2 separate regions of the Homo sapiens genome follow, and region 2 is linked to region 1. A link is a loop called in an ENCODE intact Hi-C map of the cell type or tissue named here. Cell type or tissue: Panc1. All regions are shown on one strand. Links, peaks and the distances in the headings refer to the core of each region. The heading gives the core; the rest is flanking DNA.

The links. Hi-C counts contacts between places; a loop is a spot of excess contacts. Peaks named below come from ENCODE experiments on the same cell type or tissue, not always from the same donor. Only the 100,000 strongest peaks of a DNase experiment are listed, where the experiment ranks them.
Region 2: it touches region 1 in a loop (3-fold over the local background); 20 of 110 quality-filtered maps call a loop at or near these places.

What each region holds. Positions count from the first base shown.
Region 1 is chr6:40,841,442-40,849,773 of GRCh38, reverse strand. No RefSeq gene overlaps it. Among named protein-coding and RNA genes, the nearest start is that of UNC5CL, 190 kb to the left of the region's middle. In Panc1, for the core only: CTCF peaks have their summits at 3,742 and 3,958 (motif pointing right); a DNase peak (open chromatin) is centred at 4,013; H3K27ac peaks cover 1,286 bases; H3K27me3 peaks cover 720 bases.
Region 2 is chr6:40,325,060-40,333,391 of GRCh38, reverse strand. No RefSeq gene overlaps it. Among named protein-coding and RNA genes, the nearest start is that of LINC00951, 27 kb to the left of the region's middle. RefSeq lists enhancers at 2,428-3,066, 3,067-3,705. In Panc1, for the core only: a CTCF peak has its summit at 4,544 (motif pointing left); a DNase peak (open chromatin) is centred at 4,558; H3K27me3 peaks cover 202 bases.

The DNA.
Region 1 (8,332 bases), core at 279-8,278:
CCATATGATTTATTTCTTATTGTGGATTGCAGCCAAGAGTTTGAAAAACATTGCTGTCAAGATGCCTCTGTAGCCCCGCAGAGGGAAGAGAGTGTGAGATGGAAAGTATATCCTAAAGTAATAGGAGTTAATAATTATTTTTAATGCATATTAGAAAAAAATAGCATACCAAACCCCTGGGAATTCAATATATTGCTTAGTACCAAACTCAAATCAGGACCTTATCTTCCATGGACTTCATTAATCAGTGAGTGGTGCTTGGATGAATATAGCCAAAAATGCAAACAAGCTATGTGAATGGCCACATTTTGGGAAATGCTTAGAAGAGAAAAGAACTGAGGTGAGTAGAGTATAATTGAGAGGGCAGACCTCTGATTGGGGGTGGATCATAACCTAAGTCTTTGTTTTGTTTACTTAGACTTGTTTCTTAATCTCTAATATGGGGTATAATTATAGCAGTCTGGCTGACCCCATGGGGCTGGCATCATGATCAAACGTCATCATGTGGAAGAAAGCCATGTAAAGCATAAAAAGCATCAGGAATTATTGCTAGCCATGGGGGGAGGTCATTTTCTCCTCCATAGACCAGAGATTTCTAGTGGGTTTTTGGAGCTGTTTGCATTAACTTGAAAAAGAGTATGGGTTCCAGGCAAACAGGCCCTTCAGCCTCTTTCTCCTCTAGTTTTGTCCAGTACCATTCCCAAGTGGAGCGAAGAGGTACGTGCCAACAGAGCCCAGTGCAGCCTGCTGCTTGTGATCTGGAGATTACAAGAATAATAACCCAGCTCTAAGCCAGTTGTCCCTCTGCAAGCAATTTGTTACCCTTTTCCCTGTGACTGGGCCCTGCTTATCTAGGGTGTTGACTACAGAGTCCTCACAGAGGTAGGTGTCGGTGTGCAGATCACCAAAACCCACCCCTCGTGAGCCCCTGCACCACAATTAGCCTCAGGCCTGTGAGGCTCTGGGCCCCCTCAGGAAGCTGGCAGAAGAGAGAATAAAACAGCAAGAAGAATGTGAAGAGGTGGAGGGTGAGAGGTGTGAAAAATGGCGCATCTCGCTTAGGGGCTAAATTGTGTCCCTCCCCGAAATTCATATGTTAAAGTCCTAACTCCCAGGACCTCAGAATGTGACTGTATTAGGAGATAGCACCTTTAAAGAGGTGGTTACATTACAATGGGGTCACTAACAAGCACCCTAATACAATATGCCTGCTGTCCGTCTAAGAAGAGGAAATAAGGACACAGAAACACACTCAGAGATGACCAGGTGAGGACACAGGGAGGAGAAGATGGCTACCTACAAGCCAAGGAGAGAGAACTCAGAAGAAACCAACCCTTCCAGCACCTTGATCTTGGACGTCTAGCTTCCAGAACTGTGAGAAAATAGATTTATGTTGCTCAATCCACTCAGCCTGTGATACTTTGTTATAGCAGCCTGAGCTGACTAATAGAGATGGCAAGTTCTGCAGTCAAGATAGGGTGAGTGCCACAAGATGGATTATGGCCTGCTATAAACTAAGACAGAGGCACACCCAGGGAGTCGAGAGCCAGTGTGCAGGGAGCAGCTCGGCTCCAGGCTTAGGAGTGAAGATGAATCAGTGTTATGAGCTTAGATGTGATGAGTAACTGTGTAGTCTTCAGCTACAGGCATAGTTGTTGAGGCTAGAAAAGGAGAAGACTTTTACTTCGACGGTTCTCAGTATGGTTTCCAGGCCAGCAGCATCAGCATCACCTGGTAACCTGTAGGAAATATTACTAGGTCCTACCCCAACCTAGCTGTGGTTTATTAAGACCTCTGGGTGATTCTGATATACACTCAAGTTTGAGAACCACTGATTTACGTGTGTGTGTGTGTGAGAGAGAGATTAAGCACAAGAGTTTGTGTGGTTGCATTACACAGAGTAGAGAGTCAGGGAAATTTGTTGCCGTCGGAATTTTGCGCAAAGCTTTCGGAAGCAGCCCTTGTGACATGCAGTTGGAAAGGAGAAATATTAAGTGGTAGAGAGACAATTTTAATCCCATAGCTCAAATTCCCCCTGTCTCAATCAGAAGTAAGAGAGCTGGGTAACCACAGGATCTTAGCACTTGGCTCATTCCAAATTTCTGGAATTCTTTTCCTTATCAATCCCTTTTCTGATCAAATCTTCACCCACTAAAAATATGGTCATAAATAATGGTGCTGGTCTCTTTAAGATTTGCACACTGGGAGGGAGTACGAGTGGGAAGGATGGAGGATGATAAGAGAAGGAGGAGAGTAAGAAAGTTTTCTTTTTTATTATACTTTAAGTCCTGGGGTACATGTGCAGAATGTGCAGGTTTGTTACATAGGTATACACTTGCCGTGGTGTTTTGCTGCACCCATAAACTCATCATCTACATTAGGTATTTCTCCTAACGCTCTCCCTCCCCTAGCCCTCCACCCCCCGACAGGCCCCAGTGTGTGATGTTCCCTTCCCTGTGTCCAAGTGATCTCATTGTTCAATTCCCACCTATGAGTGAGAATATGCGGGGTTTGGTTTTCTGTCCTCGTGATAGTTTGCTGAGAATAATGATTTCCAGCTTCATCTATGTCCCTGCAAAGGACATGAACTCATCATTTTTTATGGCTGCATAGTATTCCATGGCATATATGTGCCACATTTTCTTTATCCAGTCTATCACTGATGGGCATCTTGGTAGGTTCCAAGTCTTTGCTATTGTAAATAGTGCTGCAATAAACATACATGCACATGTGTCTTTATAGTAGAATGATTTATAATACCATTATATACCATTTAAATACCATTTGACCCAGCAATCCTATAACTGGGTATATACCCAAAGGAAGTTATTATATAAGTGGAGCCTCTGTGATGCCAAGCACTGGAGGGCAACTTTCAGAGGTGACTTTATTCAGTGGCTTAATGAATGGTATTTTCTTCCATTTCTTCCATTTTCTCTTATTATGTAATAGCTAGAAGCCTACCAATGAATTGAGAGAGGTAGCAATAACTCTAAAAGCCACTTTTGGCTCTCTTTAGATGGTACAAAAATGATGTCAAGGCATTTACAAAAATGTTTTTTTTGGCCTAATCTCAATTTTAATGGGATTAGGACATAATAACAAACTAGTTCTGAGAAAGCACCTTCACCTGAAGCTAAAATATTGCAATTCTAGAATGTAGCTTTTGGAAGAATGAATATTTAGATGTCATTTTCATCCTCCAAGGTACATGCAATCGGTGTAAGTACTGCCTAGAATGCCTCTCCTCTGCCTCCCCAATTATGTCCACTGAATTTTGCGGAACTCTGGAGAGAACATTTGGAGTTGGAGGGCTCTGGCAAAGGTCTGAAGTGCAAGCAATGGATACTGAAAAAGGGATGCATCTGTTAGGCATGTAGGCGGCTAGCATGGCATCTTGGTATGATAGTTAGGACCCTGGTTAACTTGCAGGCTTTCCTAAGTCTGCCTGGAGTTGGATTCTGACAAAGGATGCATTAGTAGTAAGAGTAGCTAACACTGACTAGGCACTTACTATGAGTGTCAGACATATCTGTATGTTATGTGACTACATCCTTAACCCAAGATGAGTGAGTTAATTAACTTACCTAGACCACGCAGCCACTAATTAGCCAAATCCAACCCAGCAATGATGTCTTATAGATACCCAAGATCAAGCTGTTGACCAGTTTCCCCAGGACTCAGTGAGAACAGAGAGGTGCTCATCTGGGAAGGCTGGAGAGAGAAAGAGGAGGTGCACCAAGTGGCCATAACACCCAAATATATGAACCAGGTGAGGCGATGAGAAAGTTATCTACTCACTGGGCGATACTGGCATGCTTACTACAGGAAGGAGGCTGTTGGGAAGGCAGAGCCATTTGGAAGCTGACTATTCAAGAGACCTCAGAGACCATGCTGAGGCATTTAGACAGAAACCAGTGAGGAGAAAAGTTGAGAGCTGAGCTGGGAGTGGAAATGGCTGACCACAAGGAGGCGCAGAAGACACAAAATTTGTAACTTACAGGTCTCCTGGACCTCAGCCTCCCTTCTCCCACAGGCACCCTCTAGTAGGACGGTCTCCTCTCTCCCTCCTCTCCCACCACATCCATGTCCAAAGCCTCCTGCCAGAAACTACCTTATCTTCTTAATATGCAGTCTAAGCTTGACTCTTTCCCCTAAAAACTTCCTAGACTTTCACATCATCTTTCTTTGATCTACTTAATACCTAGTGTGTCTGTTCACTGCAAGACAGTCCCTGCTGGGACCAGACCAGGGCCCTCCCTACTCCCTATACATTAAGACGTCTCTCCATGGAGAAAGATCAGAGCCCTCTCTGTTGCTGTGCACACCCAAGATATCTGCCTTTAACTCAGCAAGACAAAGGCCCACACCAACTCCTCCATAAATCCACCACAGTTACCACCTTGAAAGTTCTGCCACCACAGGGACTCACACTGAAGTTGAATTTTGTAGGTCAGTGATTTCTGATTTTATTTTTATAACCATCAATTTCCACATGAAAAAATGTAGCAGTTTTCTTTTTCCTTTCATTATCTGCTTTTTTCTCTCAGGTGCTTATTGCCTTGGCTTCTGTTATAATGAACCCTTCCTTCCCCCACCTGCTTTCCCAAATCCTCCCTCCGTTGTCAAAATCTCCTACTTTTTAAGCTTTCATGGAAACTTTGCCCCTGATATACCACAGCCCTCCAAGCCCAGGCTGGGCTGTGCTCTCCCAGAGATGCTGAGAGAACTGCAGCAATTACTCATCCAAACTCCACTGGGATTCCCACAGACTCTCATCCTCCTTCCTTCAGTACCCTAGGCCAATCCTTCCACTGTACCCTTCCTCACTTCTTCCTCTGCAATCTTGCTCCATTAACCCAGCTTCCTTGATAGCTTTAACATCCCCTTTCCATATTCCCACCCTCAGCCTACAGACATTGCTCATTTTTCTCAAAAACCACCTTTGAGCCTCCTCTTGAAGTTACCAACATTTTTATTCTCAAACTTGGTGCTCGCTGCTTAGCTTCCACTTGTCTTTATTCTACTGTATCTCAGTACAATCTAGCTTTCAGTCCCTAATAACTCCATAAAACCATCCTTGCTACGGTCATCAATAATATCCTAATGGTAAAATCCAATCAATTCTCATAGTCCCCAGTGCTCACTCTGCTTTATTTTATCTATTGGCCACTCTTCTTTTTTGCAAACTCTGGCTTTGTTGGCACCATATAATCATGGTATTATATACTTTGTTATTTCTCTGTGATCTCTTCTTTTATGATCTTAGGCCTTAGGGACTCAAGGAATTTTTAAACATCTGTTATGTAGCAGTGCATTGTGCAGTCATAAACGGTGCTGGTGCTAGCTCCTCCTGCTGTTCTCCATTTCCTGTGAGGCTTGTAGGCATACTCTTTTCCTGTCTTCCCTACCAGCCTGGTAGTATGGGCCTTCACTTGTGAAATGAAGGAAAGTTAAAGGGAGATGAGAAAGGACAAGAGAGAGATAGATGTAAATAACTCTTTTTGTCAGCCTTCAATTGTCTCTCAAGGTGGGGAGAAATATATACGTTGGTAAAATACTCAAAATATTGTCAGTTCTTCAGATGCTATGAACCTTTGAGTAACAAAGTCTACCAAATGACTTAGGACAGCATGAAAATATTCCCTGAAAATAATTTTGAGAAGGGGTAGTGGTAACAGAAGATCTGAGGCCAGCCCGTTTTTCCCCAAGCCTGCTCCATGACCCCCTTCCAGTCCTCCTTTTCCAGCCAGAGGATCTCCTGAGCCAAGGTTCCATTCTCTGGATTCCCCAATCATTTCACATGATCTTGTATTTCACATGGCCCATCTCATAATGCCTCTGTCTCTTCTGCCTCCTTTGAGTTTCCATACACAAAAAGTCTATCAGAAACAACTCTCACCACTGACAATGATTTTTAGTGACTGCCTGGGAAAGAACACTCCCATTTGGTGTAATTTTTTTAAAAAAGAAATTAGTGGATGGGAAGTGTTAGTAATTTCAAAAAGTTTCCTTCTTCTAGTAGATTTGAGCAATTTGTCCAATCACTGTGTATTAAGGAATTTAATGTGTGAACAAGCATTTCCTGGAAATATTTCAACCAATGGTATCATCTCTGTAGCTTAAGTGATAAAGGACAAAGAGGAAATATATGGGATAAGCTTTTCTGTAATGTATTTGTACTTTGAGGGCAGATATCTATTTGATCTTTCATAAATCATGACTATCTCAAGCCTGTTTATGTTCAGATCCTGTTCTCGTTCCTGTTCCTTCTAAGCTTGTCTCTACTGGCTACAATTTTTCCTCTCCCTCGAGTTCATGTCCCTTTTATTCCAGTAGGGCTGGAGATACTGGCAGGACAGGGGAAAAACCGGGGTCTGAGAGTGCAGGCATTTGTCAGTGACTTTCCCTCTACTACCCCTCTGGGTTTCCTTGTCTGCAGTCTCTCTACTGCCTTCTGCAGAGTGGAAAGTTTTAATATCTCTTAGCTTTTTACAAATTAACACAGAAATTCTGCTGACAAGCCTTACCCTTTCCAAGGTTTAAATCCCAGGGCTCTTGAGCTGTGACAATTTAAATGAGCAAGATTTTCAAAAACTGATGAGTGAGGTTTTAAATGTCTTGTAGAAGCATGTTGCCAAATCCTCTTTAAAGAATTCTGTAGGACAAAGTAGTCGGTGAGCAGTTGCCTGCAGGTGCTTGCATGTGCGTGTGTAGTAGTGGTGGGGAAGCTGTCTGTGAAGAGTAATTACAAACCATAAGAGCTGGAAGAAACTTTAGGAACTAATCCACCAACAAGCACATTTTAAGGATGAATAAAACAGAGCTGAGGAAGGTCAAGTCACTTGCTCAAGGTCACAGTGTCATCTGTAACTTAGGTCTCCTGACTCCAGTCTAGCAACCTTTCTTATTTCATAAGGCAGTGTAGTGTAGGTTATGTAAGAATGATAAGGCAATGAGCAAAAAGACTGACTTAGCTCACTGGGGAAGCAACTCTCAGGAGCCAGCACTGTGTCTATTTAGCATATCTATTTGGTCTACCTGCTGTCTTTTGCTGTTCTAACTGATAGCTTTCTAGTAGCTCCATCTCCATTCCGCCCCCGTCCGACCCATCAAAGGTTAAATCAACTATTAATCTAAGAGGTCAAGATTATTTAAAGATACATTTAACTTTTATTCCAAGAAACAGAATAAGCAACAGAATAGAAGAAAGAGCAAGGAGATTTCAAGCCACGAACTGTAATTGCAGGAGCAGTTAAAATCCACTTAGTCACATCACTTCTAGACAAGACAAGAAAACACACTTTTCCCTATTCCTCCCAATAAGTACAACTAAATACGCTGGACATTACATATAAAACAGACACAAGAAGTTTCTGAAATGAGGAGAAAAGAAGGTAGGACAGCTAGGAAACTCAGGAGGTGAGGAACAATATGTAGTAAGTTCCCTGGGTTTTCTTTTTGCCTCATGTATCCCAGACTTGGATCAGGACAAGCAGGTAACCTGGAAATGTCAATGGGCACAAAATATGGTAAATGTAATACACTTTTCTTTTCCTTTTGGCTTTTCTATATTATGTTTGATGGTCGAAGCAAAAATATAACCCTGTTTGATGTGGCTCTCAGTGAATGTACAGGAAATAATTAAAACATAATTAATAATTATATACAGGAGAGGGTAAAGGAACATAAGGGATAGTAAGTTTTCTATACTTCACTCAAACTGGTAAAATGATGATACCGGTAGACTGTGATAACTTACGTTATATTATGTAATACCTAGAACAACCACTAAAAAAATTTCTAGAAGATACATTCAGACATGCTCTAGACAGATGATAATGGAATCCTAAAAATGTTACTTTCACTCACAGGAAGGCAGAAAAAGGAAAACAGAGAAATTAAAAACAGAGAACAACAGAAAAGAAAAACTAAAATGGCAGATTTAAGTCCTAAGATTATTAATAATTGCATTAAATATAAATGATCTAAATATATAAATTAAAAGAGTAATTGGTCAAGTGGATAAAAATACATGCCTCAACTATAAGCTGTCTATAAGAAACTTCATATATAATAATTTAGGTAGGTTGAAAGTAAAGGGGTTTAAGAAAGTATACTACGCAAAGGTTAATCAAATGAAAGCAAGAGGAGCTTTCAGAAAAAGTTGACTTCAGACCAAAGAAAAGTACCAGGAACAGGGAAGAACATTACATGATAACAAAATGGCCGATCCACTAAGATATGCAGTCCTACATGTGCGTGGACCACAAAAACAGGGCTGAAAAATACGTGAAGCAAAAACCGATGGAAGTGAAGGAAGAAATCACAA
Region 2 (8,332 bases), core at 256-8,255, 520 kb after region 1:
CAGGGTGGGAAGCAGGGTATGGAAAAATGGAAGCCACCCTCCTGCAGCCTGAGATGGGGTAGAGGAAGCTCACCTCTTACTAGGTAGCTTTGCCCCACAAAGAGCTGATTCCTTCCCTTGCATCTGCTTTGTATGATAATAAGAAGTCTGTTGCTTTATAAATACATGCACCTCACAAGAGAAGGAGAAAGGAACAGAGCTCTGTGGGGACAAGCTCCAATTCTCACAGAGAGCGCCAGACCATGGCAAGATTGGAAGATGTGGCACGTCTTCCCTCATGTTGTCCCAAGCTCTCTCTAAGTGGTAATGGAGTGGTGGTTGGAGTAAAAAAATTCTGGTATCGAATCCTGAATTTGCCACTTATTAGCTCTGGGGCTATGGGCTAATGACTAATTATTTCCAAAACGCAGTCTTCCCATCTGTACTGCAAGCAGGTTGAATTAAGTCCACTCATTCTTCACTCTGTGTCCTAGACTGCACTTCCCTCCTCTGCAGCTCTTCTGTCCTTCATTTCTATTAGGTGCTACATTCTTAAATCTTGTATCAGAAACTGGTTCAGGCAGTGAGCTTGGCAAACAAGCAGCTTCCATCATGGAGATCAAGAAAGCAGTAAATGGCTGTGTCTTCATCAGTTAGGAACTAATTTGGCTACCTATATCTGAAAGACACACAACAAAAGTAGCTAAAACAAGATAGAAGCTTATTTCTATTGTAAAAGAAATTCAGAGATGAGCCAACCACTCAGAAAGATGAATCCTTGGTGTCAGGGACCTGGCTTCTTCTGTCTTGTGCCTCTCCTAGACCCAGTATGTGGCTTCCACCTCATGGTTCAAAATGGCTGCTAGAGTTCCAGTCTTTAAATCTACATTTCAGCTAATAAGTAACAGAAAATAAATTAAGAAAGTTGTGCCTTCTCTTGTTTAGGAAGGCTTCACAGAAGTCTCACACAACACTTCCACTTAGCTGTCAGTGGCTAGAACCTAGTCATATGAACACACCTAGCTACAAGAGAGGCTGGGTAATGTAGTTTTATATGTAAACTGGGTTTCAAGCCTGGTGCTCAGTTGAGGGTTTTGTTGATACAAAATAGAGGAGGAATGGGTATTTTGTAGACACTTAGCAGTCTGAGATCCAGGACAATGGAAATGATCACCCAGGAGGTTTATCGTCAGGAGGTGGTGCAGCATTCAGGGATTGGAGTCCAAGGTTCTAGACTTATCTAGACTGCAAGAAGTTGAAGATGTGGTCAATGCCACAAGGCAGGAGCTCCAAGAAGGAAGTACGACAGCTGTGCTACCCCCACCCCACTCCAGGCCCTTCCAACTTCTTGTGTCCTGGGCAGTAGCAGCCCTATCTAGGAGCCAGGCAGCTCATCACACCAGGCACGTGGCTGGGAGAAAGGCAGGTGGTGAGCAAATTGAAATTGTCAGGTGCTTAGACCAAGGACAGAAAAGCCTGGACTCCTCCTTCTCAGGAGGTGAAGCTCACTCTCAGCCCGGGGGTGGGTCCACATAGATGGCAGGGCTGGGCCACTCTTGGGGAGCAGGAGGGGGAGGGTCTCTGAACTGGCTAATAGGAAGCCCCCTCTGCAATAGCAATGGTATTCTAAACAGGAGAATAAAGCTTTGGAAGCAAAACAAAGCTATTCCACTGAATAAATGTTCTCTGCATTAAAGCAGCCAGAATAGCGATGAATTAAACATCAGGTCTGAATGAAAGGAAAATGCCGTGATTTATAATTGCTTCAGGCAGGAGGCAGCCTGGGAGAGAGGCTGAAGCTTCATCAGGGACCCAGTTTCCCCTGCAGAGCTGCAGAAGCACTGAGAGGAGATGCTGGCTGCCTTCAGGGTGGAGAGGACTGCTATAGAGTCTTCCAGAAAAGAGGGCATCCTAGAGAGATGAAAGGAACATGCTCCAGAAGTCAGGAGGCCTGGCTACTAGCCTCCATTCTGCATGACCTTGATTAAGTCACCGGGTGTCTCTAGGCTCCTTTCCTGTTCTTCCGGTGGGGATAGTAACACCTGCCTCATCTCACTTGGTTCTTGGAGAATAAAGAGACATAATAGATGATAAAGGGTTTTGCAGATATAATAAGCTGCTATTACTTCTTGGCCTTGGCATCACCACAAAAGCAGTGGCGAGGTTCCTGTTGAGCTCTGGCAGCTTCTCCAAGGTGACCAGTCTTTAGGAAGGGGGAAGACGGTGGGGGAGAAAAGCAAGATGTGTTGGCAAGCTCTACTTAGAAATGCCACCTTGGAGATACCTGTCAAAACTGCTCCATGCCAGATGGGTGCATCTACTTGCAGGGCAGTGTGCTGTGGTGGTTAAGATCCTGGAGGACCTGAGTTTAAGCCCCAGATCACCCTCTGGTTAGCATGTGACCTCAGGCAAATTAAGCAAATTTTCTGCACCTCAGTTTCTTCATCTGTAAAAGCAGGATAATCATAATACCTCAACTCATAGCATCCTTGTAAGGATTAAATGAGTTCATATAAGTAAGACACTTGCAATGTTGCTTGGCACATAGAAACTTACATGTAACTGCTAGCTCTTATTAAGTTTCTAATACCAAATTCATCAACTAAACTTCTGGAAAGAAGCCATGGGCTGGCTTTATAGGAACCAGAATACTGCCTAACCCCAGCTACTCATACTTTACTATGCATAGGACTCCCCCAGGGATCTTGTTAAAATGCTGATTCTGATTCAGTGGGTCTGGCCTGTGGGCTGAGATTTTGCATTTCTAACCAGCTCCCCAGGGATGCCAGGGCTGCTACTCCTGAGACCACACATTGAGGATCAAGAGGTGAAGGGATGCTACTGGCTGAATTTCGTGGCACTTGCCTTCACCAGCCCGGATATTTGGCTATTTCAGGAGGCTGGTGGGTCAGCGGCCCTGTGCTGCTTCATTCCGCCCCCACCTCCCACCCCCAGGGAGCTGCTACCCAGAGCTTCCTTCCTGGGGAAAAGGAATGATCTGCATACAAGAGGGATGAGCCTGGATTTACCACCCAACAGGCTCTGACAATCTGTCTTGCTAGGATATTCCTGATCTATTAGAAATGACACAGAAATCCATTCCTAAAAATTCCTAGCAGCTGAGGACAGTGAGAAGGCTGCTGGGAGAAAAAGCAGTGAGTGGGTGGGTGTAGCTCCCCACTGGCTGCCCCAGATCTTGACAGGCTGGGCTGGTAAGTCTGTCCCTCCTGAGCTGTGTGGTTGGGGAAGCTTACCTTCCCTGAGGAAGCCTGGCTTCCTCAGCAATAAGTGGGAATCACAAGAAGCCCCACTTTATAGATCAGTATGCATGCATGTGAACAGTTCAAGACTGACTGTTAAGTTGAAGAAAGCAAATTGCAGCAAAGCATAATTTCATTTTTTAAAAATGTACAATCATATTTGCAAACCCATGGGAAAGTCTAGAAAAATACATATCAAACTGTTAAGAGTAGTTACCTTGGGGAGAGAGAGGTGGGATTATAAGATACTTTTACTTTCAATATTGTGAATATTGTGAATTTCTATATTGTTTGATTTTTAAAATAATGAGTATTTATTACTTTTGTAATTGGAAAGCCTCCATTAAAAAAAAATCTGCTTCAAATGGCTAGTGTCAGCCTTCTGGACCACATGGGGAGAGAGGGATTTCCATACGGTCCCTTCTAAGCAGCACAGGCCACAGGGGCTGGGGGCAGAAGCCCTGGCTGAGGGGCTTAGCTCTGCCACGCAGTCCTGCGCAGGTTCCTCCATCTTCCTGAGCCCCTGGTTTCTCATCAGCAAAATGGGAATAATAACAACCTGAATCAGGAGGTCACCATCCAGGGAACACCATGAGGACTGAGTGATAGCACCTTCGCCCAAGCCCGGACACTCCGCTCCTCCCCAGAGAAAAGGAGGAGGGCAGGGCTGCAGGAGGGCCTGGGAACTCTGCTAGGCTTCTTAGGGTAGCACTGAAAGCTCCCACAGTTGGGCATTCCTCAGACCAGGAAAGGAGAGGAACAGAACCTGGTGCCTGGAATATGACAAAGTCAACTTACCCTATGTTCCACTCTAAATCTTTCATGCCTCCCAACCTCTGCTCATGCTGATCCCACTCCCGGGCTTGCTGTTCCTGCCTCCTGATTTGCCCTTGTCTCCCTCACCTGCTGCTTCCTACTCACCTTTCAGGAATCCTCTAGGAATCTTCCCTGAGCCCCTGGTGAAGTTGGGGGCAGGGAGCCCCTCTTGGCTGTTACATCAGCAGGCTGCATTTCTCTACCCTCCTGGGCTCACCTACTGCACAGTAATTACCTGTCTCCTCTTTGAGACTAAGAAGTGGGCAGGTAGGGGTCTTATTCACCTTTGAATCCCCAGCAGCTGGCAGAGTGCCAGGCACTTATTTTTACCTACCTTTTCCCTTGTAAACCTTTTGACATAAACCTCTTAGATTATCCTGGGATTTCCTAGTTGGCTCCTTTCTGCCAAGTGCGATCTGGCAGGACTATAAGGAAGGCAGAGGTAGGAGTGGGCTGGAGAGCTGGGGTGGCAGTGAGGGCATGGTGCCCTCTTGCGGCCAGGTGCAGGGGTGGCTGCAGCATCCTTACGGAAGAAAGGGAGGAGAGGACAGGTGGGCCGGTGAGCTAGATAAGATAGAGGAGGGTCTCTAGGAACAAGTAGAGGAGTGGGGAGATCACTGCATTGGCAGTTTCCCCAGCACAGCTAGGAGTGGTCCTTCTTCCATAGATCCCAGTGAGGGGCTGTGGCTTAGCTTAAAAGCATGAGAAAAGTTGGAGGAAGCCCAGAGACTGCTCCCTTGTGGAGAGGAGGACGCCACTTGGAGGTGCGTCAGGGAAATGCTTAGGCAGGAGGATGGACGCAGAGGTCCTAGAGGTGTGTGACCTGGGAGAGGGACATTGGTGCAAGGCTCCTGCTCACACATTGATGGAAGCCTGAGAATCGAGAGGCCCTCCAGCGAGGGAAACCAGACCGGCTTTCTCCGGCAGGGAACGCATACTTGGAAGCCTCTTGATCCTCCTCTCTGCTCCAGCCCTTACCGTGAGTAGGTCTTCAGCACACTGGATACCATTTTGTGCTTTGAGATGTTGGTGAGGGACCTGGAGGGGGCTCAGGCATCCTCTGGGGTATACACATCTGTTTCCAGGTGACATCTCTAGGACATCACACCCCGTTCACAGTACCTCCTCTATCTGCCCCCAGAACCCCACTCTTCCTGTGGTTTCAGAGATTAACTGGCGGAAGGGGCAGGTGAGAATGTAGGAAGTGGGGAAATCTAGGGAAGGTGGGTGGATGAAGCCAGCCAGCTAGGAAAGTGCTGACCCCAAAGGAGCCCCCCATGAGAGGCCCCCCTCAGCAGCCCTGCCTCCCACACCAGCCCTCTACCCTTAGCTCTCTCTAAAACAACAGAAAATCTTGCCTGGCTCCTCTCACCACCCAGCCCAAGAGAGGGAAAGCTTTCTTTTCTCTTTTCCTTCCTGCCCCTTCCCCATTTCTGGCCCCATCACCCCTTTCCAGGCCTCTATCCTTCTGTGTTCATCCTGACCTCTTCCCTGGCCTCGTGGCTCTCACTTTGAGAGTCAAACATGAGCTGGTTGGAGGAACACTGGGTCAGACATCCAGGGACCTGGGTATGCTGCTGATTTCACCACTGATGTTCTAATTTCTGAAAGCTCCCCAGAGCTCAGTGTCTTCACTTGCAAAGGGTTGGGAGGTTGGATTGGATAATCTGCCACAATCCTTTTAGTTCTGACATCCTGGGATGCATTAGGCTCCGTCAATCCTTGGCGACCCCTTTCCTAAAGCTGATCCCAGGGTCATAGTTAGAATGCATCAACTGCCTTAACTGATGTGAGACATTTCCTAGGGATATAGCCATATGGGAGATAACCTAGAGGAAATGTGAAAAGTATCCAATTCCTGAAACATCACTGTTTCCTCATGCCATGTGAGGAATCCCCACCCACAGAAGTCATCTGCTCCAGCCCCTGCATCAGGCCCAGAAACCAGAGCAGACAGACCCTGCTCACACTCTTTCCTTGCTTGTCATATGACCCAGGGACAGTATCAGATAGTTCCTGCCTTTACAGCCCTCTAGGACTTCACATTTCCAGTCATCCTCATGCCTGGCCCCTTGTGGGACAAGGGAGGGGTCTACCAGGGCCTCCTGAGCAGGGGGGCAGCCAAGGGAAGTACTTAGTTCACCAGAAGCCTTCATCAAGTTTCACTTCCTGGAGTCTAACTTAAACCTTTCTTGCTGCTGTATAAATCAATGTCCCCCAGTTCTGGCTTCCCCACCCTCCTCAAACTAAAGAGCTGCTCATTTGCATACAGCTGCCTCTCCCAGACCCATTTAACTCCCACCTCTCCTGGACTTTTCCTACAGGTTCTATTTTTTTCAACCTTTCATCATTTCTCCTATTGGCTCTGGCTGTGCTCCAGAGCTTCCAAATCCTTCTTAAATGTGACAGCTAAAATTAGATGCCGGGAGAAGGCCAAGTGCAGTGGGATGATCACACCCTGCCTGGCATGTGCCGATTCCTCCTTCCTGGGTCCTGTCCCAGCATGGAAGAGGCTGGTCCTTCCCTAAGGATGTTATTAGACTCCCAGTCCCCTATGATCCTGGGTCCCGTTGGGTTTCTCCTCACCTCCCCCTGGATTGATGAGGCTTGTGTTGAATTTCTACAAGCCTTGCCTTGTATTTCACCCATCCTGAATGGATCATTTTTCTAATCTGTCAAGGTTTCCCTGAATTCTATTTCCGCCCTCTTGGACTGGGTGTTTTCCTTCTGGTGCTCCAGGATAAACCATGATCTCATTCTAAGATGTTCTTAGCTGGTCCTGGGTTATTCATTAGTTCACTCACTTGTTCATTTAGTCAACAACTATTTACTCAGTTTTTCTTTTGTGCCAGCTACTGTGCCAGGCTTGGGGATGCCTCCATGGAGATTGCAGCCTTAAACTGGACAAGGGCCACTCAGGGGCCTGTGGAAGAATATAAGAGGGGTCTCACTCTGTTTCTGGGAGAAATCATTATAGCATATAGCAACTGTGTTTTGGTAATACCAGGCTATGATGTGTTTTTATTGTTGTTGTTGTTGTTTGTGTGTTTTTAAAATTAACCTCTGAATCTTGGTATCTTAATACAATAAAAATTTACTTTTTGCACATGTAAAGTCCAGTGTAGGATGTCTGATTCTCCAAGGCAGCTGTCCTCTCCTTGAGGATCCCTTCTGTCCACTGATGTCATGTCAACATGAGTGGGCTTCAGCTTACTGTAGCAGGAAAAGGAGAACTTGGAGAACTCACACCTGGTTTTAAGTGCCTTGGACCAGAGGGGATCCACTGCCCACAGCCCATTGGCCAGAACGGGTCACATGGATGGGTTAACTTCACCTCAAGGGAGGCTGGGAGATATAACCTTGCCACGTGCTCAGACAGAGGAAATGGGGAGGTGAACACAGAGCATTGTCTCTGCCATAGCAACTCAAGTGGCTGGATCCCAGAGAGAAAAGGTCGGGAGTGGCCATTACCTCCAAGATATAGGTTTAAGAACATGGTAGGAGGGGTTCCCAGAAGGTGAAGAAGATGAAAAGAAATGTGGGAACAGGGTGAAAGAGGTGGAGAGGAAGCAGAGGCGCTGTTACCCACAACCCCTCCCTCGCTTCACACTGACTGATTCCAGCAGCCAGGGACCACACCTTTTTCCTCAGCCACCTGTCTGCAAAGCAGCTCTTGGTCCTACAGAGGAGGGCTGGGACAGAAAGCCAGAGAGATCCTACCCAGGATGGGCAGTCAGGGTAAAATCCTTGGCTGCATCCCTAGCCAGGTCCCAAACCAGGTCCCCAACCAGGTCCCTAACCAGGCTGCGGGATCCTGAAGAAGTTGCTTCACAATCTCAGTACACAGTGGTCTGGAAATTCCCTGGTATTGGTCTCCTGCCTGTTTGTCCTCAAGGCCCTTCCTCGAAACATACAACCACCCACCCTCCTCTGCAACTCCAGACTCTATGCCTGTTGGGTTCTGTTTCCCTTGGGGGAGTTTAGGGTTTGGGGGAGAAGCTGCAGGTGTCTTTCCTGCTCTCCTTTCTGGGGAGGCTCCTCTGGCAGTGGCCTCAGCTCCTGACCTGTAGGCTGGCATGGTTCCAGCTCTCATGGGTGGCCCTGGCTCCCAGGCACTGTCAACACCACTCCCCTGCCACCAGCCCTCGAGCTGGCAGGAGCTTCTTGAGGTTGCTGATTTTGAAGTTTCTTCACTGTCCCACTTGGCTCTTGGCCCCTCCAACACCTATAACCAGGTCACTGCATTACCTTCCTTCTGTCATGTCCTGCCATTAACT